Linked DNA regions of Homo sapiens: region 2 is linked to region 1. A link is an interaction called in ENCODE POLR2A ChIA-PET data of the cell type or tissue named here. Cell type or tissue: endothelial cell of umbilical vein. All regions are shown on one strand. Each heading gives the region's core, and the rest is flanking DNA. Links, peaks and the distances in the headings are about the cores only.

What was found. Peaks named below come from ENCODE experiments on the same cell type or tissue, not always from the same donor. Only the 100,000 strongest peaks of a DNase experiment are listed, where the experiment ranks them.
Region 2: POLR2A ChIA-PET joins it to region 1 with 5 read pairs; 3 of 35 experiments call an interaction of 5 or more read pairs at or near these places.

Annotation. Positions count from the first base shown.
Region 1 is chr12:32,399,974-32,412,645 of GRCh38, forward strand. All of the region lies in intron 1 of FGD4 (FYVE, RhoGEF and PH domain containing 4), which reads left to right. Among named protein-coding and RNA genes, the nearest start is that of FGD4, 6.8 kb to the left of the region's middle. RefSeq lists enhancers at 1-71, 72-1,011, 111-280, 1,012-1,952, 1,953-2,892 and 2 more and a silencer at 1-74. In endothelial cell of umbilical vein, for the core only: no CTCF peak of the experiment used is centred there; no DNase peak of the experiment used is centred there; H3K4me3 peaks cover 124 bases.
Region 2 is chr12:32,326,580-32,339,291 of GRCh38, forward strand. BICD1 (BICD cargo adaptor 1) reads left to right here. Exons shown (of 10, transcript NM_001714.4): 5 at 882-1,976; 6 at 7,937-8,088; 7 at 10,920-11,237; 8 at 12,207-12,400. Among named protein-coding and RNA genes, the nearest start is that of FGD4, 67 kb to the right of the region's middle. In endothelial cell of umbilical vein, for the core only: no CTCF peak of the experiment used is centred there; DNase peaks (open chromatin) are centred at 4,712 and 6,062; H3K27ac peaks cover 2,729 bases.

The sequences.
Region 1 (12,672 bases), core at 728-4,727:
GCGCGGGGGAAGGGTGGCCCCGGCGCGTAGGTGCGGGTGAGGGGCGCTCCCAGCGCCCTGCAGGTGCGCCCTCTCGTCCCCCGCTGCGGAGGTAACTGGTTCGGGAGGTTCATTGTGGAAGGCTGCGCTCGGCCACCCACTCCCTTAGCTATGCTGTCCCTTCCCCCAGAGGACCTTGGGCAGGAACCCGCCTACCGCCGAGCTTGTCCTGGAGGTCACTTCTCAGAAAATTCAGAAAGTACAGGTAGAATTCTCTTTTTCTCTCTAACTTTTGTTAGGATTTGAAAAGACCAGTTTTCTAGCTACTGAAGCTTAAGCGGCTTCGCTAAATTCCTGCTTTGGGCAGCCGTGGTGGAGGCCTAATACGGTGAAGGGGAGGCTGGTGTCCGCCCAAGTCTGACAACCTAGGTGTGGTGAGCAACCTTCTTAGTGCCTGGATTTTCTTAAAGGGACGCTTGACTCCCAGGCTGACTGTGAAAAGCGGCAAGGAAAGCTGTTCCTAACATCAGAAAACGGAATCATTATTGCTGTTTTCATGTTAATAGGTTCAGATGTCAGTAATGCGGTGTTTTGATTTCTGAATTCTCATTGAATCTTAAAGAAGTCCTCAAGGTGATCTATTCAAGGCGATCTATTCAAGGCCACGTAATCTCCCCTGTCTTGTAAATGTGTTCTCTTCTCCCCAGGCGAGTTTGAAACTAGGGATTTCTTTTTTCTTTGATTTGCAAAACTTCTTTAAAATCCCCTCCCCTCCTTTATGCGGTAACCAGAGGTGTCTGGTATGTAGACCAGCTTACGAGGCAAAACCTCATTTGAGCAGCAGAAATACAAATAATTCTAATTACTTTCACGCATTTCATTCTGATTAAGCAAATATGACGATTTAAATATGATAAATATTAGAGCTTTTAAATTCCCTTTTAGTCCTGGTTCTGAACTTGTAGTAGGCATAGAGCAGAAAAACATGATGAATTAAAAAGATATAACTACAGTAGATAAGGGCAGAAATTGTGAGGTGAGAAAATATGTAAACAAGTAACTGAATTACAGTGCCTTCGGTCTTCATTTCCTTGTCTTCAAAATGAGGACACTAGTGTGAAACAGTTTCTGAACTCTCTTCCAGTCTTAGGTGTGATTCACTCAAATTAATGGGAGGGTGTTTTCTTCCTTATCAAATGAAAATGATTTACTTTGGATCGAAGGTATTTATTTAATGGGTTTTCAAGTTATTTAATGTACAGAATTTGTTAATCATCAACTGTTTTCAGTTGGAGAATAGTGGGCACCAAATTCCTTATTTTTGTGAGACGGAGTCTCACTCTGTCGCCCAAGCTGGAGTGCAGTGGCATGAACTCAGATCACTGCAACCTCTGCCTCCCGGGTTCAAGCGATTCTCCTGCCTCAGCCTCCCAAGTAGCTGGGATTGCAAGCATGCGCCACCACGCCCAACTAATTTTTCTGTTTTTAGTAGATACGGGGGTTTCACCATGTTGCCCAGGCTGGTCTCGAACTCCTGATCTCAAGTGATCCGCCCGCCTCAGCCTCCCAAAGTGCTGGGATTACAGATGTGAGCCACCACATCCGGCCTCAAATTCTTTATTCTATCATTTTACTTAAAATCACCTGGCTAAATTACAAACCCATTGAGTAGGGGAAAAGAGGAAGTGCCCTTTTAGCAGTAAGGGTAAAAGGGAGTTGTGGCAGTCTACAAATCATTTCTGTAAGGTAGCTCTGCTTTTTCTCTTTTCCATTCTTTTTTTTTTTTTTTTTTTGAGACGCAGTTTTGCGCTTGTCCCGCAGGCTGGAGTGCAGTGGCGCAATCTCGGCTCACTGCAACCTCTGCCTCCTGGCTTCAAGATTCTCCTGTCTCAGCCTCCCGAGTAGCTGGGGTTACAGGTGCCTGCCACCATGCACAGCTAATTTTTGTACATTTTTTTTTTTTTTTTTGAGACGGAGTCTGGCTCTGTCGCCCAGGCTGGAGTGCAGTGACGCAATCTTGGCTCACTGCAAGCTCCGCCTCCCGGGTTCACGCCATTCTCCTGCCTCAGCCTCCCGAGTAGCTGGGACTACAGGCGCCCGCCACCACGCCCGGCTAATTTTTTGTACTTTTAGTAGAGACGGAGTTTCACCATGTTGGCCAGGCATTTTTTTTTTTTTTTTTTTTTTTTTTTTTAAAGAGACGGGATTGCTTGGCACGGGGGCTCACGCCTGTAATCCCAGCACTTTGGGAGACCGAGGGGGAGGATCGCTTGAGCCCAGGAGTTTGAGACCGGCCTGGGAACATTTCAAAACCCCGTCTCTGCAAAAAATGACCCCTTGTGGACTGAAGTGGGAGGATCGCTTGCGCTCAGGAGGTGGAGGCTGTAGTGAGCCATGATCGTTTCACTGTATTCCAGCCTGGGCAACAGAGTGAGACCCTGTCTCAAAAAGAGAGGGAGAGGGAGAGAGAGAGAGAGAGGGGAGGGGAGTCAGAGAGAGATGGGGTCTCACTGTGTTGCCCAGGATAAGGCTAGAGTGCTGTGCCTATTCATAGGTACAATCGTAGCTCACTATAGCTTCGAACTCATGGGCTCAAAGCTATCCTTCTGCCTCAGTCTCTTAAGTAGATGGGACTACAGGCACACACCATTTTTTTTTTTTTTAATTCAAAGAAAACCCAGAGCAGTTTTTTTTAAAATGGAGAACCTAGCACTACCTTTTCTAGGTGTGTTACATTGTCTCGATATTGTAAACCGGCTGAAACTCAAAATTCTTGTTGCTATTTTCAGGGTCGAAAAGTAATTATCTTAATAGGTACAGCCATTCCCCTTACCATGATAAAATCTGTAATATCTGTAGGAGAATGATCTAGTGTTTTGAGAAGTAGTCTCAAACTACTGGATGACCACACCCTGTTCAATTTGGGAAGGGTAAAAAATATTTTAGAAAGTGCTTTCTTCTTTGACTCAAATCTGCCTCCCTATTAGTTCAATAGTATCATTAGATAAGTCTGTTCTTCCCCCTCATCAAAAAGTAAACCAGATTTAAGTTACTGAAAAGTGCCAGTTCATTCTATAGCACCTAGGAAAATATTTATATATGAAAACCACAAAATTTAAACGCATTACAAAGTAGGCATTACTCAATTGAAATGTCACTTTCCCTCTTAAAGAAGAAGGAACAAAAACTGAAAACTCAAGAACTTGGCAGAAAATTCCATTTAGCATTGTTATGTCATGTTCTGTGGTTATAAACCCTGCTGTTTTTAGAGTTCTGTGCTTTTTGGCAAAAATAATAAAGTGTACCAACTGCATCCTTTGTGTATTCCTGAATGTGAAGCTCCCCATTTAAGTGAAACAGAAAGGTGAAGCAATTAAGACATAGGCTTTGGGGTTATATAGCACTCACGTTCTAGTCCCTCTTCCATAGCTAGCTGTGTGAATTGGACTGTCTCTTAATTTCTACGTTTCTTCATCTGGACAACAGAGATAACAATCCTTATAATCGGTGCACTCCTATAGTCTCAGCTACTTGGGAGGCTGAGGCAGGAGAATCACTACAAGCCATGAGTTTGAGGATGAAGTATGCTGTGTTTGCACCTGTGAATAGCTACTGCACTCCAGCCTGAGCAACGCAGCAAAACTCCATCTTTTTTTTTTTTTTGAGACTGAGTCTTACCCTGTCGCCAGGCTGGAGTGCAGTGGTGCAATCTTGGCTCACTGCAACCTCCGCCATCTGGGCTGAAGTGATTCTCCTGCCTCAGCCTCCCTAGTAGCTGGGACTACAGGCACACACCACCATGCCCAGCTAATTTTTGTATTTTTAGTAGAGACGGGGTTTCACCTTGTTGGCTAGGATGGTCTCAATATCATGACCTCGTGATCCGCCCGCCTCGGCCTCCCAAAGTGCTGGGATTACAGGTGTGAGCCATCGTGCCCGGCCCAATGCTCCCTTTTATGGAACCTTAGTTCCAGGCCTCAGGTTCAGCTTTTTCCTATTGTGAAAACCCAAGGCCAAAACTTCCGTCCCCTGAAAGGCTCTTAGTCCCCTAGGCTTTCGGGTTCCTGGCAATGACTTTGCCTCTTGGGCAGCATGGTCTTACAAGTTAGTTACTTGTGTTTAAGTTTTGGGTTCTTTTTTTTTTTTGCTTGCCTTTGGGCACCTCCTTTATTTTGTTATGAGCTCAGCCATGCATTTGTTGTATCTGAGTATTTGAATATCTGTTGTAATTTATTCAGCATCTCGGTGCTTTGTGGTGAGGGACTTTTCACATTATTTACTTGGTAAACTTTCTATGTAAGTACAGTTTTTTTTTTTCTGGTACTCACCATGGCTGGAATGCTCACATTTTCAACATATACCCCAGTATCCTGAGAACTTCTAGAGTACTAATTTCATCTCTGGGGAAGAGGGATAGAAATTTTGGTGAAAGCAATACAAAAAAGTACTATTGATTGAATTCTGGCACTGAACCAGGACTATGTGTATGTTACCTCTAGTTCTTATAACAACCCTGAAAAAATAGGTGGTATTATTACAATTTTAGGGAAGGAAAAAAAGTTTCAGAAAGTCCTATTGCAGTACCCTGCACCTAGTAAATTTCAGAGGCAGGATTCAGACTTATGTCACTGGCTTCAGTGCTTGCATGCCTGTTAACACCTGTTCTTAAGGTTTTCCAGGGCTTTGAGTGGCCCAACGTAAAGCAATAACCATAGGTCATTTGCATTCATATGTTAGAGCTAATGTTATTTGTAACATTAAAAAATCTATATTATATTTTTAAATAAAAGTATCTTTAGTATTATTAGAATCATACAATGTTCTAAACAAGTAAAGATTTACACTAAAATGATGGATGGTGTGCATGTGCATGAATATCATTAATGCTTCTTAGAAGCTCCTTAAAGATGGGCTCTGAAATTGGAACCAGGAAAAGTTTCTTATAAGAATTTCCTTCCAAGAACAGCTTATTTATTTTTATTTTTTATTTTTATTTTTTGAGACGGAGTCTGGCTCTGTTGCCCAGGCTGGAGAGCAGTGGCGCAATCTCGGCTCACTTCAAGCTCCACCTCCCGGGTTCACGCCATTCTCCTGCCTCAGCCTCCAGAGTAGCTGGGACTACAATCGCCTGCCACCACACCCGGCTAATTTTTTGTATTTTTAGTAGAGACGGGGTTTCACCGTGTTAGCCAGGATGGTCTCGATCTCCTGACCTTGTGATCCACCCGCCTCAGCCTCCCGAAGTGCTGGGATTACAGGCGTGAGCCACCGTGCCTGGCTCCAAGAACAGTTTAAAGAGCAGTCAGTGGTTTTTTTTTTTTTTTTTTTAGAAGGAGTTTCACTCTTGTCCAGGCTGGAGTGCAATGGAGTGAACTCGGCTCACCACAACCTCCGCCTCCCGGGTTCAAGCAATTCTCTTGCCTCAGCCTCCCGAGTAGCTGGGATTACAGGCAAGCGTCAACATGCCTGGCTAATTTTGTATTTTTAGTAGAGATGGGGTTTCTCCAAGTTGGTCAGGCTGGTCTCGAACTCCCGACCTCAGGTGATCCACCCGCCTCGGCCTCCCAAAGTGCTGGGATTACAGGCGTGAGCCACTGCGCCCAGCCTAGTCAGTGGTCTTTTAATGAATAGCCATGTAAACTTGTGGACCTAAGAGCATTGAGAGACTCTTACTCCACAGTCACCTGCTTGCTTGCATTCCTTTTCTCTGCTGAAGGAAATCTAGGTTCATGGTTTTAACTGGTAACAGAGAAGAGGAACTGGAATTTGTTGAGGGAACGGGAACTTGATTGGGGGTCTGCCTGAGGTCACCTGCTGTTGGAGTCAGTCCTTTTACAGGGAGATAACATACATATAGTTCTGGTTCAGAACCAGAATTCAATCAATAGTACTTACTTGTATTGCTCTTACTCAAATCTCTTTTTTTTTTCAAATACGCATTTGCTGGAAAATTGATTGAAAAAGGATTAGAACATGATGCATTTATTTTTTATTTTATTTTATTTTTTGAGATGGAGTTTTGCTCTTGTTGCCCAGGCTGGAGTGTAATGGCGCGATCTTGACTCACTGCAACCTCCGCCTCCTGGGTTCAAGTGATTCTCCTGCCTTATCCTCCCGAGTAGCTGGGATTACTGGCATGTGCCACCACGCCTGGCTAATTTTGTATTTTTAGTAAAGACAGGTTATCTCCTTGTTGGTAGGCTGGTCTCGAACTCCCGACCTCAGGTGATCCGCCCGCCTCAGCCTCCCAAAGTGTTGGGATTACAGGCGTGAGCCACTGTGCCCAGCCTACATGATGCATTTAAATATATGGATGTGGGGCTGGGCGCAGTGGCTCATGTGTGTAATTCCAGCACTTTGGGAGGCAGAAGCAGGCGGATCACTTGAGGTCAGGAGTTTGAGACCAGCCTGGCCAACATGGTGAAACCCTGTCTCTACTAAAAATACAAAAATTAGCCAGGCGTGGTGGTGGGCGCCTGTAATCCCAGCTACTTGGAAGGCTGAGGCAGGAAAATCGCTTGAACCGAGGGAGCAGAGTTTGCAGTGAGCTGAGATTGTGTCACTGCACTCCAGCCTGGGTGACAGAGCTAGACTCCATCTCAAAAAAATTTAAAAAAAAAGAAAAAATTTATGCATGTGAAATGTGGTGAGAGATTCAGTAGGTTTGGACAGGAGCTTATGGATCTGCATTTTTAAAAAGTATATTAGATAATTCTGATGATCTGCTTGGCTTCCAAATGCCATTCTACCAGCTGTTTCAGAATTACTTGGGATTGCTAATTAAAAATCTCTAGCCACACCCTTGACATAGTGACTCAGAATCTGAGGGGTAGGGTTAGAGAAGCTGTTTTTTTTTGTTTGTTTGCTTTTTGTTTTTTTGAGACAGAGTCTTGCTCTGTCACCCAGGCTGGAGTGCAGTGGTGTGATCTCAGCTCACTGCAACCTCCGCCTCCCAGGTTCAAGCAATTCTCTGCCTCAGCCTCCCAAGTAGCTGGTATTATAGGCACCTGCCACCATGCCCAGCTAATTTTTGTATTTTTAGTAGAGATGGGGTTTCACCATCTTGGCCAGGCTGGTCTTGAACTCCTGACCTCGTGATCCACCCGCCTCCGCCTCCCAAAGTGCTGGGATTACAGGCATGAGCCACCACGCCCGGCCAAGAAGCTGTATTTTTTTTTTTTTTTTTTTTTGAGACAGAGTCTCACTCTTGTTCCCCAGGCTGGAGTGCAATGGCACGATCTCGGCTCACTGCAACCTCCCCCTCCCGGGTTCAAATGATTCTCCTGCCTCAGCCTTCCGAGTAGCTGGGATTACAGGCACCTACCACTATGCCCAGCTAATTTTTGTACTTTTAGTAGAGACGGGGTTTCACCATGTTGGCTGGGCTGGTCTTGAACTCCTGACCTCAGGTGATCCACCTGCCTTAGCCTCCCAAAGTGCTGGGATTACAGGCGTGAGCCACTACGCCTGGCCAAGAAGCTGTATTTTTAACAAGTGCCCAGACGATCCTGATGTACAACCAGGTTTATAAGCTTCTGTGCATTTCCAAACATGGGTAAACCCCACTTTGGTCCTGAGGACAGGTTGCCGAGATTTGCAGGAATAAGACAAGGAATGCTATAGATTGTCCCTCAATACATAATCTGGGCCCTCTGCACTTTCTGGCATACTTTTTGCTCATTTCTGTTTGACTCCTCATTGCACTTTTTCTATCTGTTACAGGTCTTTCCTACTTTGTTCTTTTGTCTCAACTCCACCCTCTCCCTCTTGAAGTAGACCTGAATTTGTGCCGATACACAATTTTTATCAGACTGGGGTATCTGAGGTGAGCTCAACCGACCTGTCACTTCAGACTTGGTTTATAGACTCCTTTATTGCAGCCCTCTCCTTTTTACTAATCTGGCAGATAAACCCAGTCCTCAGAGACATTTCTCCTCTGTTACCTTCCATGGTTTGCCCCTTTACTCTCATTTATAGGCTATTTTTTCCCCTCCTCACCCCCAATGAGGTAATCCTAGACTTTATTTATTTATTTATTTATTTATTTATTTATTTATTTAGTTTTGATAAAGAGCCTTGCTTTGTCGCCCAGGCTGGAGTGCGATGGTGCCATCTTGGCTCACTGCAAATTTCACCTCCCAGGTTCAAACGATTCCCCTGCCTCAGCCTCCTCAATAGCTGGGATTACAGGCCACACCATCATGTCCAGCCAATTTTTTTTTTTTTTTTTTTTGAGACAGAATTTCGCTCTCGTTGCCCAAGCTGTAGTGCAATGGTGCAATCTCGGCTCACTGCAATCTCTGCCTCCCGGGTTCAAGCAATTCTCCTGCCTCAGCCTCCCGAGTAGCTGGGATTACAGGCATGTGCCACCATACCTGGCTAATTCTGTATTTTTAGTAGAGACGGGGTTTCCCCATGTTGGTCAGGCTTGTCTTAACTCTCAACCTCAGGTGATCCGCCCACCACGGCCTCACATAGTGCTGGGTTGACAGGTGTGAGCCACCGCGCCTAGCCTAATTTTTGTATTTTTAATAGAGATGGGGTTTCGCCTTGTTGGCCAGACTAGTTTTGAATTCCTAGCTTCAAGTGATCCACCTGCCTCGACCTCACCATCCTAGATTTTAAACCTTGAAATTTTCTAGAGCTGCCTCCCAGTGACTTTAACTTACTGTGTGGATCTGCCTTGCTGCCCTCACTTCTTCATCTTCTCACCCCGTCCTCACCACTTCCTTGTCTTCTTTTGGACTGGCTTGTGTTTACAACATTGGATTAGCAGTTGTAAGGTCAGCAATGAATTCCCAAATAGCATTCAGCACCTATTTTCAGCCCTTCTTAATTTTTCTGTGACATTTGTACCTTTTTAAAGCTCTTTTCTTGGTTCTGATGACCTGAGATATCTTGATTTTCCTACCTCATTGGTTCTTCAACTTTCTTCCTCTGGCTTTGCCATTTTCTCCTTTCTCCTCGTCTTCATTGGGGGTCCCATCTGCCCTCTGGGAAGGTTCAGCAGAGGGTATCTATACCTACTCCGCGTTTTCAAGGGCCTGCTTAATGAATATAAATGCTCCAAGGGCACCAAATCACAATTTCTTTTTACATTGCAATCCAGCCCCTTCTCCTGACTTTCCTTGGCAATTTTACTAACCTAGCTCTTGTTTGGCTTCAAATTCTGTTTTAAAATGGAATCTACCTGCTACCCAATGAGCTACCAGTTCTTATCAGTTTTCCTTCATTTCACATTGAATGTTTTTGCCTTATTTTTGGCCTATTTCTCAACAATAGTGTTGCTATTCATTCTATATAACTCTTTCCTCCCCCCAGTAATTTTTCTTTTTTTTCTTTTTTTTTTTTTTGAGTTGAAGTCTCACTCTTGTCCCCCAAGCTGGAGTGCAATGGTGCGATCTCCGCTCCCTGCAACCTCCGCCTCCCAGGTTCAAGTGATTCTCCTGCCTCAGCCTCCCAAGTAGGTAGGACTACAGGCGCCTGCCACCACACCTGGTTAATTTTTCTATTTTTAGTAGAGACGGGGTTTCACTGTTGGCCAGGCTGGTCTCAAACTCCTGACCTCAGGTGATCCGCCTGCCTCGGCTTTCCAAAGTGCTGGGATTACAGGTGTAAGCCACTGTGCCCAGCCTCCCCCCAGTAATTTTTCTTAAATCTGAGTATGGATCATATCTTTGCCATAGTCAAAAACCTTCCATGTCTCCCCAGCTGCCTGTTACTGATGTCTGTGATGGGATCCAGAAATAATTGCCTTAGTGATTGATTGTTGGTTAAACCTTACCAGTAACCCCTGGAATAGGTATATCTTTTAAAATCCACACAAATATTTAGTCTTATTTGAACTATGAAAGCTAGACTAGTCATGCATTGATCACACTTTAGAAGTTGTGTGTATGTTTGTTTTCAGGAATATATTTGGCATCATTTGGTCCAGTCGCAGTAGCTCACATCTGTAAAACCAGCAGTTTGGGTGGCCACATTGGGAGGATTGCTTGAGTTTAGGAGTTCAAAATCAGCCTGGGTAACGTAGTGAAACCTTGTCTTGTCTCTCAAAAAAAAAAAAAAAAAAAGTCAAGAAATTTGCCAGTATGGACCTGGTGCGGTGGCTCACGCCTATAATCCCAGCACTTTGGGAGGCCGAAGCAGGTGGATCATGAGGTCAGGAGATTGAGACCATCCTGGTTAACAGGGTGAAACCCCATCTCTACTAAAAATACAAAAAATTAGCCGGGTCTGGTGGCGGGCGCCTGCAGTCCCAGCTACTCGGGAGGCTGAGGCAGGAGAATGGCGTGAACCTGGGAGGTGGAGCTTGCAGTGAGCCGAGATTGTGCCACTGCACTCCAGCCTGGGCGACACAGCGAGATTCCGTCTCAAAAAAAAAAAAATTGCCAGTATGGCCCGTAGTCTTAGCTACTCAGGAGGGTGAGGTGGGAGGATTGCTGAAGTCCCAAAGGGCGAGGCTGAGGCTGCAGTGACCTGTGATCACACCACTGTATTCCAGCCTGGGCAATGGAATGAGACTGTGTCTCAAAAAGAAAAAAAAAAAGAAATTGGCATCATTTGCAGGGCATTGTCTTGAATTTGTCATCGGTTCTTGAATTGCAGTTGACAGTGTAGGCATTAGCACCAGCAAGTGTTCTGGGAGCCCACAGTCAACTTTGTATTATTGCCTCACTTAAGCGAGAATAGAGTGAAAACAAACCCAGTTGCTGTGCCCGTCGCACATGCACATCCGTTCATTGGAATTAAACTGTCAGCCTTCATCAACTGCAGTGTCTGTGGAAACCAGGGAGCTACCACAGTTCTGGGAACCGCACTGAGCCTCAGTGCAACTTTGAACAAAATGCCAAATGTCCACCCTGCTCTGCAAGGCTGGGGTTGTCCCCTGGAGCCTCTGACAGGGTTTTGTTTTAGGCCACATGTTAATAATAGTCTTAAAAAGCACAATGACTTTACAATGAACTCTTTTTTTTTTCTTTTTTTTTTTTTTTTTGAGATAGAGTCTCACTCTGTCGCCCAGGCTGGAGTGCAGTGGTGAGATATCGGATCACTGCAGCCTCCGCCTCCCAGGTTCCAGCGATTCTCTTGCCTCAGCCTCCTGTGTAGCTGGGATTACAGGCGCGCCACCACGCCCGGCTAATTTTTGTATTTTTAGTAGAGACGGGGTTTTACCAGGTTGGCCAGACTGGTCTCGAACTCCTGACCTCAGTCAATCCACCCGGCTCAGCCTCCCAAAGTGCTAGGATTACAGGTGTGAGCCACTGCGCCCGGCCGCTCATTTGTATTTTTAAAACATGTGGGTGGGACGCGGTGGCTCAAGCCTGTAATCCCTGCACTTTGGGAGGCCGAGGCGGACGGATCACGACGTCAGGAGTTGAGACCAGCCTGACCAACATGGTGAAACCCCCTCTCTACTAAAAATACAAAAGTTAGCCGGGCGTGGTGGCACACGCCTGTAATCCCAGCTACACAGGAGGCTGAGGCAGGAGAATTGCTTGAACCCGAGAGGCAGAGGTTGCGGTGAGGCGAGATCGCGCCGCCACACTCCAGCCTGGGCGACAGAGCAAGACTCCGTCTCACAACAGCAACAACAACAACAAACACATGCTAGGAGGTGAAAAGTCAGCATGTGGAACCATATAAATTATAAGATACCCCAAATTGAAGAATACTGAGGGGTCATTGCTTACCATTTCAAGTACAATGCGGTATAAAAATCAACTCAAAAAGGCATACTGGTTGAGTGCAGTGGCTTACGCCTGTAATCCCAGCACTTTGGGAGGCGAAGGTGGGCAAATTATCTGAGGTCAGGAGTTCTAGACCAGCCTGACCAACATGGTGAAATCCTGTCTTTACTAAAAGTACAAAAATTCACAGGGTGTGGTGGCGGGCGCCTGCAGTCCCGGCTGCTCGGGAGGCTGAGGCAGGAGAATCTCTTGAACCCAGGAGGTGGAGGTTGCAGTGAACCGAGATTGCGCCACTGAACTCCAGACTGGGCGACAGAGCGAGACTCCATCTCAAAAGAAAAAAAAAGGCACATAGAGAAAAAGCATACAGATTTATTAACGTGCACACGTGAGAATCACAGAATGATTGCCCAGTATCCCAATGGGGCCCAAATACTTACATAATCTTATTTCAGAGGGGAAGAGGAGATAGGGAATATTGGTATTCTGCTGAGTAATAATTGATTACTGTGGAGAATGAATGGATGAGGGAACAGAGACTGATGTGTAAATGATTCTCTTTGGAAATGGAGTGATCCCGAGAGGCAGACGTTATTTTGTAGAAAGATCTGATTAGGTCTGGTTACATTCTTGGTCATCTTTTCTGCAGTAGATTGTGAGATAATGGAGAGAAGGAAAAAGTATTGTTTTTGTTGGGTCTATCTGGTGTTTATGTAGACAGAGGAAAAATCTATTCCTAATACCTGTTGATTTTTAAGGGCTTTTAATTCAAAATACTCATTATCTCAGGAGGCTGTGTTTTGGGGTGGAAATTCCTTGCGCTCCTTCAATTGGAAGTTATGAAATTGTTATAGGCTGGGTATGGTGGCCCACACCTGTGTTCCAGCACTTTGGGAGACCTAGGTGGAAGGATTGCTTGAACCCAGAAGTTCAGGACCCGGCTGGGCAATAGGGAGTCCCCTTTTTGTTTTGTTGTTGTTGTTTTGAGATGGAGTCTCGCGCC
Region 2 (12,712 bases), core at 4,158-8,157, 70 kb before region 1:
ACTTTTATATTAGAAACCATCAAAGCTGGGCGTGGTGGCTCCTGCCTATAATCCTAGTACTTTGGGAGGCAGAGGCAGGGGGCTGACATGCGCCTAGGCATTCAACACCAGCCTGGACAACATAGCAAGACTCTGTCTCTACACACACACAAAATTAGCCAGGTGTGGTGGTGCATACCTGTAGTCCCAGCTACTCAGGACACTGAGGTGGAAGGATCACTTGAGCCTGAGAGGCAGAGCCTGCAGTAAGCCCTGATTGTGCCACTGCACTCCAGTGTGGGTGACAGAGCGAGACCCTGTCTTAAAAAAAGATAAAAACTATCAAATGTAGTGCGTGTTTATTTTGGGGACTAAATGCTTATTTTTAAGGGGATGGTTAAAGTACTCAGCATTATTTAGGGAGTTAAAGCCTTAGGTTTTAAACCTGATTTGGGGTTGAGCTCTGGGAAGGAAAAGATGATTGATTCATAGGCACCCTGATACAGTCACTTATGATCTGAAAAGCAGATGTACTCTAAGGCACTCAAAATAAAAATAACACCAGTCCTATGCTTATCTCTTAAAGTCATGTTGTTTTCTGCAAGGTGTTAAAAATCAAAATAAGATTGTTCTAATAACATTGAAGTTTCGTCAGTATATGTGTATGATACAAGCGAAATTGATGGGTAACTACTTGCAGTATAATTCTTTTAGAATTATGTACTTTTAGATTGACTTACCAGAACTGCTGAAATAAAAAACACTCCAATTTAATTTGAAATAGTGGGAACATTGGCTCTGCTGCAGTGATTTTAAGTGTATACATGCCCGACTGTGAATGGATTAAGTTCATCATTGGTGCTGCCTTGAGGTGATTCAGAAACTTTCTTTTGCCATTGCAGGTAGAGCGGGAAAAGGCCATTCTTTTGGCCAACCTACAGGAGTCACAGACACAGCTGGAACACACCAAGGGGGCACTGACGGAGCAGCATGAGCGGGTGCACCGGCTCACAGAGCACGTCAATGCCATGAGGGGCCTGCAAAGCAGCAAGGAGCTCAAGGCTGAGCTGGACGGGGAGAAGGGCCGGGACTCAGGGGAGGAGGCCCATGACTATGAGGTGGACATCAATGGTTTAGAGATCCTTGAATGCAAATACAGGGTGGCAGTAACTGAGGTGATTGATCTGAAAGCTGAAATTAAGGCCTTAAAGGAGAAATATAATAAATCTGTAGAAAACTACACTGATGAGAAGGCCAAGTATGAGAGTAAAATCCAGATGTATGATGAGCAGGTGACAAGCCTTGAGAAGACCACCAAGGAGAGTGGTGAGAAGATGGCCCACATGGAGAAGGAGTTGCAAAAGATGACCAGCATAGCCAACGAAAATCACAGTACCCTTAATACGGCCCAGGATGAGTTAGTGACATTCAGTGAGGAGTTAGCTCAGCTTTACCACCATGTGTGTCTATGTAATAATGAAACTCCCAACAGGGTCATGCTGGATTACTATAGGCAGAGCAGAGTCACCCGCAGTGGCAGCCTGAAAGGGCCCGATGATCCCAGAGGACTTTTGTCCCCACGATTAGCCAGGCGGGGTGTGTCATCCCCGGTAGAAACAAGGACCTCATCTGAACCAGTTGCAAAAGAAAGCACAGAGGCCAGCAAAGAACCAAGTCCAACTAAGACCCCCACAATCTCTCCTGTTATTACTGCCCCACCGTCATCTCCAGTATTGGATACAAGTGACATCCGCAAAGAGCCAATGAATATCTACAACCTTAATGCCATAATCCGGGACCAAATCAAGCATCTGCAGAAAGCTGTGGACCGGTCCTTGCAACTGTCTCGTCAAAGAGCAGCGGCTCGGGAGCTAGCCCCCATGATTGATAAAGACAAGGAAGCCTTAATGGAAGAGATCCTCAAGCTAAAGTCCCTGCTGAGCACCAAACGGGAGCAGATCGCCACATTGAGGGCGGTGTTGAAAGCCAACAAGCAGGTAATCTCATTCTACTGGTGAAAGCATGCCAGTCAAAGCTTTCTTAACTAATTTATTCCCTAATTTTATTGAGTATCGAGTATCGTCAAGATGAGAGTTCAGATTCTTGGTAAGTGGATAAATAAAACTGTCCCAGTGCCAGATCAGAATGTCATAATAATTATTGTTTTTAAATGATGAAATACCTGTGCCCAGTTAGGTGGAGGCAGAGGTGAGGAACTTAAAGCAGGAACACAGGAGAAGATCTAGATGCCTTTCTGCAGATGTAGAAAGGCAGCTCAGGCGGTGCTGGGCTGAAGCCTGGCAGTGAGTGGCTGTGGAAACAGGAGATGGAGGGTGGCAGAATAGGCTGGCAAGGCAGGTTACACCAACCAGGGCGATACAGCAAGAAAGACAAACACCCAGCAGGCAGCTAGAGCAAACAGAGGGAAATCTGGGTACATATGGTGAAGAAGGTCTGATGGCCAATAACTGGACCCCAGCTTTGGAGCTGGAGGTTCAGATTCAAGACTCAATTTCTAGGAGTATAGCAAAATTATTATTATTATTATTTTTTATTTTTGTTTTGAGACAGAGTCTCGCTCTGTTGTCCAGGCTGGAGTGCACTGGCGCCATCTCTGCTCACTGCAACCTCCGCCTCCTGGGTTCAAGCGATTCTCATGCCTCAGCCTCCGAAGCAGCTGAGATTACAGGCATGTGCCACCATGCCTGGCTAACTTTTTGTGGAGACAGAATTTCACCATATTGTCTAGGCTGGTCTCGAACTCCTGACCTCAAGTGATCCGCCCACCTCGGCCTCCCAAAGTGCTGGGATTACAGGCATGAACCACCGCGCCCAGCCAAGTATAGCAAGATTAAAAGGAGTGTTTTGTCCTTCATCCCAAACTTAGAGAAACAAGAGCGCTAAATAAATGAATAAGTCAGGGATGAAAGGCAAGACAACTGTGAGGACCTGAGTGAGTAACAGAAACAAAGCCAGACAGATTGTTACCAACAAATTAAATAGTTTGGGGCCACTTTAGCAAGGAAATAATAGAGAGTGTGTGTGAGAGAGTATAAGAATGAGCTCTACCTGTGCTACTGACCACGTATCTGAAATTTAGGTTCATTTGGGATGTTAACCCACCTGGGTCAGAGGTTAAGTAATAGGGAGCTTTTCCTAGCTATTGATCTTGTCCTTCTGGACAAGTAGTAATGTTACAACATGAACCTGTCTAATTCCCAGCCCTCCTTAATGACTGAAATTGTTTTCACCCTGAGTTTTACCTTGGTGGGAGTGCTGCGAAATATAGGCAGGAAAATTATTTTCACCTTTATTTAGTTTATCTGAAAAGATATTCTTGAAAGACACATATTTGAGAAAGGTGCTGAATAAATGTTGGTGTTGATAAAGAGAAGCAACAAAGCACCAAATACCCTCCTGCAAACGCAAGCAGTGCCAGTGAATAGTAGGTCAAGGGAGCTCTTGGTCTTTGGAGAATGAGGATTAATTTCAGATTCAGAGTGTCTTCTCCATTTGCCATCATCTGGGGAAAACCACGCCCTTATTATCTCATCTACAGTGCAGCTTTCAAGTCCTCATCTCTAGTTCCCATAAATCTATTTATATAATTGACATCTATACCATAAGCCATAATATTGTTTGCACTATTAACATGTTTTATATAAACCTAAGGGCAAAATATGACTTTATTTTATGTTGTCACTTTAGAGAAATAGAAAAGATTAGAGTGAATGAAACCATCATTCTCAGCAAACTATCGCAAGGACAAAAAACCGAACACCACAAGTTCTCGCTCATAGGTGGGAATCGAACAATGAGAACACATGGACACAGGAAGGGGAACATCACACACCGGGGCCTGTTGTGGGGTGGGGGGAGGGGAGAGGGATAGCATTAGGAGATTTACCTAATGTAAATGACGAGTTAATGGGTGCAGCACACCAACATGGCACATGTATACATATGTAACAAACCTGTACGTTGTGCACATGTACCCTAGAACTTAAAGTAAATTAAAATATATATATATAAAATAAATAAAATAAAAAAAGAAAAGATTAGAGTGAATGAAGAATTTGTGAGAGATCTGACTCTAATTTTAGGTCGGAATAAAGGAATTTATTATTGTAACTCTGCTATAATTTAAAGACCCAATGATTCAGAGTGGTCATAAATAACCAATACCATATTAGATAAGGCTTACACAAGGACATGCTATCCTGGGGCATTCTTGATCAAGCCATCCAGATAACTTCTCTGACTTCTTCCTAAAGGTTGAATATTAACAATTTAGGTCTGGGCGCAATGGCTCACGCCTGTAATGCCAGCACTTTGGGAGGCCAAGGCCAGTGGATCACTTGAGGTCAGGAGTTTGAGACCAGCCTGACCAACATGGAGAAACACCGTCCCTACTAAAAATACAAAATTAACCAGGCGTGGTGGCGGGTGCCTGTAATCCCAGCTACTCGGGAGGCTGAGGCAGGAGAATCACTTGAACCCCGGGGGGCGGAGGTTGCGGTGAGCCTAGATTGCATGATTGCACTCCAGCCTGGGCAACAAGAGCGAAAATCTGTCTTAAAAAAAAAAAAATCAAGATGCTTAACTGAAACAGAGGTATAGATAAGGACACTTGGCCAACCAACAGAGACTAATTTGTGAACAAGCATTCATTGATTACATATTTTCTGGGAGGCAGTAAGTAGGGATGCAAAAATAAATGACATAATCTAGTAGGAATTCCGCAATTGCCTGTAGCTGTTTACAAGACAGGACTTATCAAGCACTTTAGAGTGATGTAAACAGTACCACAGGAAATCAGAACAGAACAAAGCATTCCTAGCTGAAGTTTTATTTTCACTGTGCTTTGTGGTACAGGTTGAGTATCCCTTTTCCGAAATGTTTTGGGGGACAAGAAATGTTTCAGATTTTGGATTTTGGACATTTGCATATATACATAATGAGTTATCTTGGGGATGGGATCCAGGTCCAAACATGAAATTTACTTATGTTTCATGTATTCCTATATACATAGCCTGAAGGTAATTTTATACAATTTTTTTAATGATTCCGTGGCTGAAACAAAGTTTTGACTGCCACTCATGACATGAGGTCAGGTGTAGAATTTTGTGGCTCATGTCAGCACTCAAAAGGTTTCAGATTTTGAAGCATTTTGGATTTTGGATTAAGGATGCTCAACCTGTACCATTTGCATTACATTAGAGTTACAGTCTATATGGGCTCAGTAAATTAAATGAAAACACATTTCTAGCAATGCATTTGGTCTGCACGTTCATGATGTTGGGGCTGTTGCTGTGATGCTTATTGCCGTAAATAGCTTCAAGTATTAACAGATGACATTCACTATATTTATTTAGACATTGTGAAATGTTTGTTTTTAAGGTTAAGGTGAGAATTCTGGGGTACAGGGGAAAAAAGGAAATCTCCCTGTTTTAAAATAGGCATTCTACTATACAGCCATAAGAAAGAAAAGAATGAGATCATGTCATTTACAGGGACATGGTTGGAGCTGGAGACCATTATCCTTAGCAAACTAACACAGGAACAGAAAACCAGATACCGCATGTTCTCACTTATAAGTGGGAGCTAAATGATGAGAGCAAATAGACACATAGAGGGGAACAACACACACTGGTTCCTGTTGGAGGCTGAAGGATGAGAGGAAGGAGATGATCAGGAAAAATAACAAATGGATACTAGGCTTACATACCTGGTGAAGAAATAATTGGTACAACAAACCCCCATGACACACATTTACCTATGTAACAAACCTGCACATCCTGCAGCTGTACCCCTGAACTTAAAAGTTAAAAATAAATAAATAGGCATTCTGTAGTCTCTATGAATCTTCTCATTTACTTAAGGATTTTTTCATAGGCACAGTGCCTTCTGATGAAGTCAGTAAATGCTTATGAAGCACCGTCCATCTAGCACTGTGCTAGATGCTGAAGATTCAAAGAAGACTAACACATGGTCCCTGCCTTCCAGAAGACTCAGCCTCCTGGGGATGTCAGGATAGAAACACAATTACAGTTCAACGTTACACATGCTGTAATCCAAGTTATGAGAACAATGCAGAGGAAGCAACTAAGGTTTCCTAGAGGAGCGGAAAAGACTTCACAGAAGCAATTATACCTTAGTTTGTTATTAAAGGATAAGAAGTTGTTTTCCAGAGGAGGAGGAAGTAATTCCAGACAGAACAGTAGGTAGAGAGGCTTTGGAGTGACAAAATAGAATAATATATTCAGGGAATGCTCACAAAGGCCTATGTGGCTGGAAATAAGACTTTTTTTATTTAGAAAGTCAACTTTGGAATGTGTGGAGAAAGTGGTGAAAGCAGAAATCAGCAAATCCAGTGAGTTATGGATACTTAAAATTACTTAATTCTGGAAAAACTTTGCACAGTCAATGGACAAACAAATCTACAAACAAAACTGAGGCTTTGGGGTATTTGTCACAAACAATAAATGATTTTGTATTTCTGTTTCAGATCTAGCTCTTCTGTTATCCCCCATTTTATTCCCCTTAGATACTGACCATGGGATTCTATGTGCTTACAAATTTGTTACATCTACATTTCACAACTTAAACATACTTTTCTGTTTTAAATGAATATGTGTCTAAGCTTTTTAAACACTAAACAACTGCCGTTTTTCCCCAGGTCAATTTCTGCCTTGTGGATAATTTTCTGAATCTGTAATATTTCTGAAGATTCCTCCAAGTATTTACAGAACATACAGAAGTATTTTATGAGTAAAGTCTCATTTTAATCTGAATTTAAATCCAATCAAAACTCACAAGAAACTACTTCGGAATCAAAACAGTAACAAAGTACCCTATCCCAACATTGATTTAATTAAGAAAGAATTTATTTCTATAGATGTTGGCACTTTGCATATGAAGGTTTGAAGCTGCCCATTTCAAGCAACAAAAAGAAATGTTAAAAACCAAGGTAGTCTTCCTGGGAAATCCCGTTAGTAATGGATTTCTCTGCTAGTAATGGGGTTGTTCATTAGTATGGGGTATTTGTATACACTTTGAAAAGTTATAGTTTCCAGTTTGTAAAAATCATGTGTTCCCAGTTTGGCTTCAACATGCAAACTGTGTGCTATGCATCAAACAGGCAATCCCTAAGTATACACTGATTTTATGCATTGATTCAGTCAGTGTGTTTTTTTACTTGTGTGTGTGCCAGGGTAGCTCTTGATTTGAAACACTATTAATTCCAAGAACTTCGGACATGCCCAAATCCCAGATTCAAACAAATGTTTTAACTCATTCAACATTTTATAACCCCTACTTTTATGGAGATTTTGAAGGAATTATATTTCACTATATTTCATTGTTTGGACAAATTGTATGCAAATTAGAAAGTAATTAGTTCTTTATCACTTCTTTTCCTTAAATGTATGATAACATGGATTTATAGTTTATCATATACTCATATTATAAATTACAATGGTGTATGTCTTTTATTCTATGTTTTGGGCCCACAGAGCACAGGTGACAAAATTTGAGTTCTAACATATTCCAATTTGATTATTCCTATTGAAGCTGTGCTTCTTTACTAAATAATTGGTAAAAAAATTTTTTTTGTATAAAGTTTCATTTTGGCTCCCTCCTTGTCCTAAAATCGCATACTTTCAGCAATCTGCATTAAATATTTATTAAACTACTGTCATTCTCTTAGCTCCTGATACTGACTCTGGCTCGCAGCGGGCTTCTAGGGCAATTTAACCACATTATGAATTCACAACACATTTTGACATTAAAGAAAAACTTCCCTGTGTCCAAAGCGCATACCTATGTTTATATAAAATGTAACCAAATCAATTTCACTTTCCTTTTATAAAAGAACATAATAGGCACAGCATGAAGCAATCTGTATGATGGATTTTCCTGATATGAAAATTGTAAGCAGTGTGATTTTCTGCTTTAGACAGCTGAGGTGGCGCTAGCTAATCTCAAGAACAAATATGAAAATGAAAAAGCAATGGTGACTGAAACCATGACGAAGCTTAGAAATGAACTGAAGGCTTTGAAAGAAGATGCTGCAACCTTCTCATCCCTGAGAGCAATGTTTGCAACAAGGTAACAGTATTTTCTTCCTATGACTGGGTGTGGTAGGTGGGGTAAAGGCTTTAAAATTCACAGCCCTGCCTTTGTGCATGTTGAGTGTATTCGGTGAGTAGTCTAGGATGGCTAAGTGTGAAGAAAATCTGTGGAAGTCCACTCTGACGTATCTAAAAGCAAGCCTTCTGTGCTGTTTTCCAGAGCCCCCTACTGAACACTCTGGATCCAGAAATTCTATTACATAAAAATATTTTTTAAGTAAGCTAATATTAATAGGTTGTTTCTAGAATTTATGCACCCCAAAGAGAGTCTCCCTCCAAATAAAAAGCTTTCAATAAGGAAAAAAACCCCACTTCCTAGAATAGCTAAATATTATCACCTCTGAAATAGAGTTCTGTGAAGGAAGTACATGAAAGTATATAAAAGTGCCTTACCTTTAGTACTGTGCGAGAAGATACTGTCATAATGAAGATTAATAATCATCACATCAGCTAATTACTTATAATTTTTTTTTTTTTTGAGACGGAGTCTTACTCTGTTGCCCAGGCTAGAGGGCAGTGGTGCGATCTCAGCTCACTGCAACCTCCGCCTCCCGGGTTCTAGCGATTCTCCTGCCTCACCCTCCCGAGTAGCTGGGAATACAGGCACCTGCCACCACGCCCGGCTAATTTTTTGTACTTTTAGCAGAGACGGGGTTTCACCCTGTTAGCCAGGATGGTCTCGATTTCCTGACCTCATGATCTGCCCGCCTCGGCCTCCCAAAGTGCTGGGATTACAGGCGTGAGCCACCGCGCCCGGCTGTATTTTGTGTTTAAACATGAAGTGATTGTTAAGAATGTATTTGATTTGAAGTTTTCAGAATCTTGAGATTTTCAATATACTGTTGAAATACATTTTTTGCTGTCACAATGCAGTGTCAAAAAAGACCTACTTTTTTTTTTTTTTTTTTGAGATAGGGTCTCACTCTGTCACCCAGGCTGAAGTGCAGTGGCGCTATCTCGGTTCACTGCAGCCTGGACATCCTGGACTCAAGCAATCCTCCCACGTCACCTCAGCCTCCCGAGTACCTAGGACTGCAGGCTTGCACTACCACACCCGCTAATTTTTGTGGTTTTTGTGGAGGCAGGGTCTCGCCATGTTGCCCAGGCTGGTCTCAAACTCCTGGGCTCAAGAGATCCGCCCACCTCGGCCTCCAAAAGTCCTGAGATACGGGTATGAGCCACCATGCCCGACCAAATCCTACCAATTGTGTATCTTGTATGATGCAAACTTGGTGCAAAATTCACGAATAATTACTATGGCTTTACTTGCAGATTTAGTAAATAATTTACATTTGGCTGATACATGTAAAAGTGTTAAAAACAAACAAAAAAAGATCTCTTGAGCTTTATAGGAGTCCCCCAGAAACTGAGATCACACCACTGTACTCCAGCCTGGGTGACAGAGCGAGACTCCGTCTCAAAAATAATAATAATTTTTTATAAAAAGGAATTGTTATCCCCAAATTGTCTATTTTCACAGACTTTTTTTTGGCATGAACAGTATTTGTTATTCATATTTTAGCGGGTAAATAAACTCAGAAAAAAAACAAAACAAAATTCAGAATGAGCTTTTTCTCCACGCCACCTCTACCTTCCAAATGTATATGTGCCAGGTTTTGCCTTTGGTAAGGAAAAAAGATCACTAAGCTTATCTTTCTTCTTCGGCACAAGTATGAAACCTGAATAAAGATGTTTCGGACAGCCTGCTGTATCTGTATGAAACCTTGTGAAATCTTGGTTTTTGCAGGGTTTTCTGTTTTTTGTTTTTTGACAACTCATTGCTCTGTCATCTGGTTGAGAAATCATTGAAAATACTCAGTTTTCTAATTCAGGCAAATCAGTCAAATTGACAAGACCAACAGCTGCAATCTATACTAAACTAAAACGTATAAATATAGATAAGGAAATGTTTTCTTTATAAACATTATTATTTTGGATACTATAGGCATAGCCTATAATAAACTTGTTACATTCCTCCAAAGAATACAATGTCATACAGTAAAAAGAGCTACTGTAAGACACTTCAGGTATAGTGGACATTGTGTGAGACTTGACTGTTATTCGTCTGTTACACAGCAGCCCCACGATAACTCTGTCCCTGGGGTTTAAGACATTGCCTATTAAGACTGTCTCCATATGGGCTGGGTGCAGTGGCTGATACCTGTAATCGCAGCACTTTGGGAGACTGAGGCAAGAAGATCACTTGAGGCCAGGAGTTCGAGACCAGTCTGGGCAACACAGTGAGACCCTGTCTCTTTAAAAAATAATAATGACTGGGCGTGGTGGCTCATGCCAGTAATCCCAGCACTTTGAGAGGCCAAGGTGGGAGGATCACTTGAGGTCTGGAGTTCAAGACCAGCCTGGCCAACATGGTGAAACCCCGTCTCTACTAAAAAAAATACAAAAATTAGCTTGGCATGGTGGCACACTCCTGTAATTCCAGCAACTCGGCAGGCTGAGGCATGAGAATCGCTTGAACCTGGGAGGCAGAGGTTACAGTGAGCCAAGATCACGCCACTGCACTCCAGCCTGGGCGATACAGCGAGACTCAGTCTCAAAAAACAAATAAACAAAACAACAACAACAAAATAATAATAAATTTTTTAAAAATGTCCCATATATCTCATTGTATGGATGAACATATATTCCAGTTTTCTGCTATTGTGGGTTATCTACATTCTATTGCTAGACCTTTAAACCAGTCTTCTAAATTTCTAAATTTCGGTCAAATTTATTACTTTTCAGCTTAACTCCCAAATTCAGTTTCACCAAGATTTTCCTCTGACCACTTCTCTGTTTTGGTTCCAGATGTGATGAATATGTCACCCAGTTGGATGAGATGCAGAGACAGTTAGCAGCTGCAGAGGATGAGAAGAAGACTCTGAACACTTTGTTACGAATGGCTATCCAGCAAAAACTCGCCCTGACCCAGAGGCTGGAGGACTTAGAGTTTGACCATGAGCAGTCCCGACGCAGCAAAGGCAAACTTGGAAAGAGCAAGATCGGCAGCCCTAAAGTAAGTGGGGAGGCATCAGTCACCGTGCCCACCATAGACACTTACCTCCTGCATAGTCAGGGCCCACAGACACCCAACATTCGGGTCAGCAGTGGCACTCAGAGGAAAAGGTATGCATGCAGCGATCTTCATAGTACGGTGCAGTGGCCAGATTTTAGTTAACTGCAAAAATAAATGTGCTCTTGTTGTGGAGGATGGAGGAGGGGAAGCAAAAGAAAAAATGGGAGCTGGCATATAAATGGTCTTGCTAATGTGGGTCTTTCCAGATCAAAACCTTTTTGATAATTGTGTTTATGTAGTCCTTTCTAACCCCCTGCCCAATCCCTCCTCTTGATTAATCGTAATATAATTTTCAAGTGTCTGTTAATATTTTTGCTACTCTTTGTATGTGTAAATATGCCTCTCCCTTACCTCCAACCTGAGAATTGGTAGATAAAGGTGGATATTAAGAATGAAGCTGTGTTCTACCTGGGTTATAATTTTAAAAGTCATTGTACCTTTGGAAATGGTGCTGTTTATCAGCTTCTCTTTAACGGGGCAAGGATATGAATATGTTCTCTTAGGGAAACTTTTGTCCATATGACCAAAACTGATGACAGACTGAAAGGGGATGTCTATATCTAGATAAAATGGGATGGAATACGCACAGTCCTTTTCTTGAAAGCAGGTTTTTGTGCTTTTTCATTTGGCATGGGAATATTGCCCAGAGAAACCACTTGTAAGGTTTTTAGGGGCTTGATTTTGTGAGTCCTGGCTGTTGAGTTACTTACCCTGTATTTTCGGTTAATGGTAACATTTTTATTTTAGGAGCTTTCATTAAAGACTCAAATAATATATTTTCTATTTGCGGTTCAAGCTGACTAACTGTAATAAATCTTTTTTCCAGTATCCAGAACAGTTTCCAAATAGGGTTGTATCCTGATGTGGAAACTAAAAAAAAAAAAAGCAAAAAGATTGATTTACATATTTAAAAAATTAAATGCCAGTATAAATAATGTTGTCACTGGTGAGGCGTTAAAAGGTAATTAAAGTAAAACTTTTTTGTTTCCTATATGTATTTTTCTTGGATCTCCTGCAAGACAATTTTCACCTTCCCTTTGTGATCAGAGCCGTCCCAGGACTTCAGGGGCTTCCTACCTACAGAATTTATTAAGAGTTCCCCCTGATCCCACCTCCACAGAATCATTTCTTCTGAAGGGCCCCCCTTCCATGAGTGAATTCATCCAAGGGCACCGGCTCAGCAAGGAAAAAAGGTTAACCGTGGCTCCACCAGGTAAACATTTTTTCCTTGGGTGCATGTGATGCAAATGATTAGTTGAATAGACTCTCCCCTTCCTTCCGGTCACTCAGGCTCACCCAGCTGCAGAGTATACCTTTGATGATGTGTAAATTCCTATAAGTCAAGTAAAAACTTCCTTACACTTAGCTTCCCATTTCCTCCTTCACTCATATTCCTTAGAATGACAGACTTCCATTTAACAGCCAAAGATGGCAAATGAGAGTTGGAAGGAATGGGATAGGTAAAGGGAAATTAGCAACAAGCACAACGCACACACACTTGGATCCTATTTGCAGTTTGGTAGCT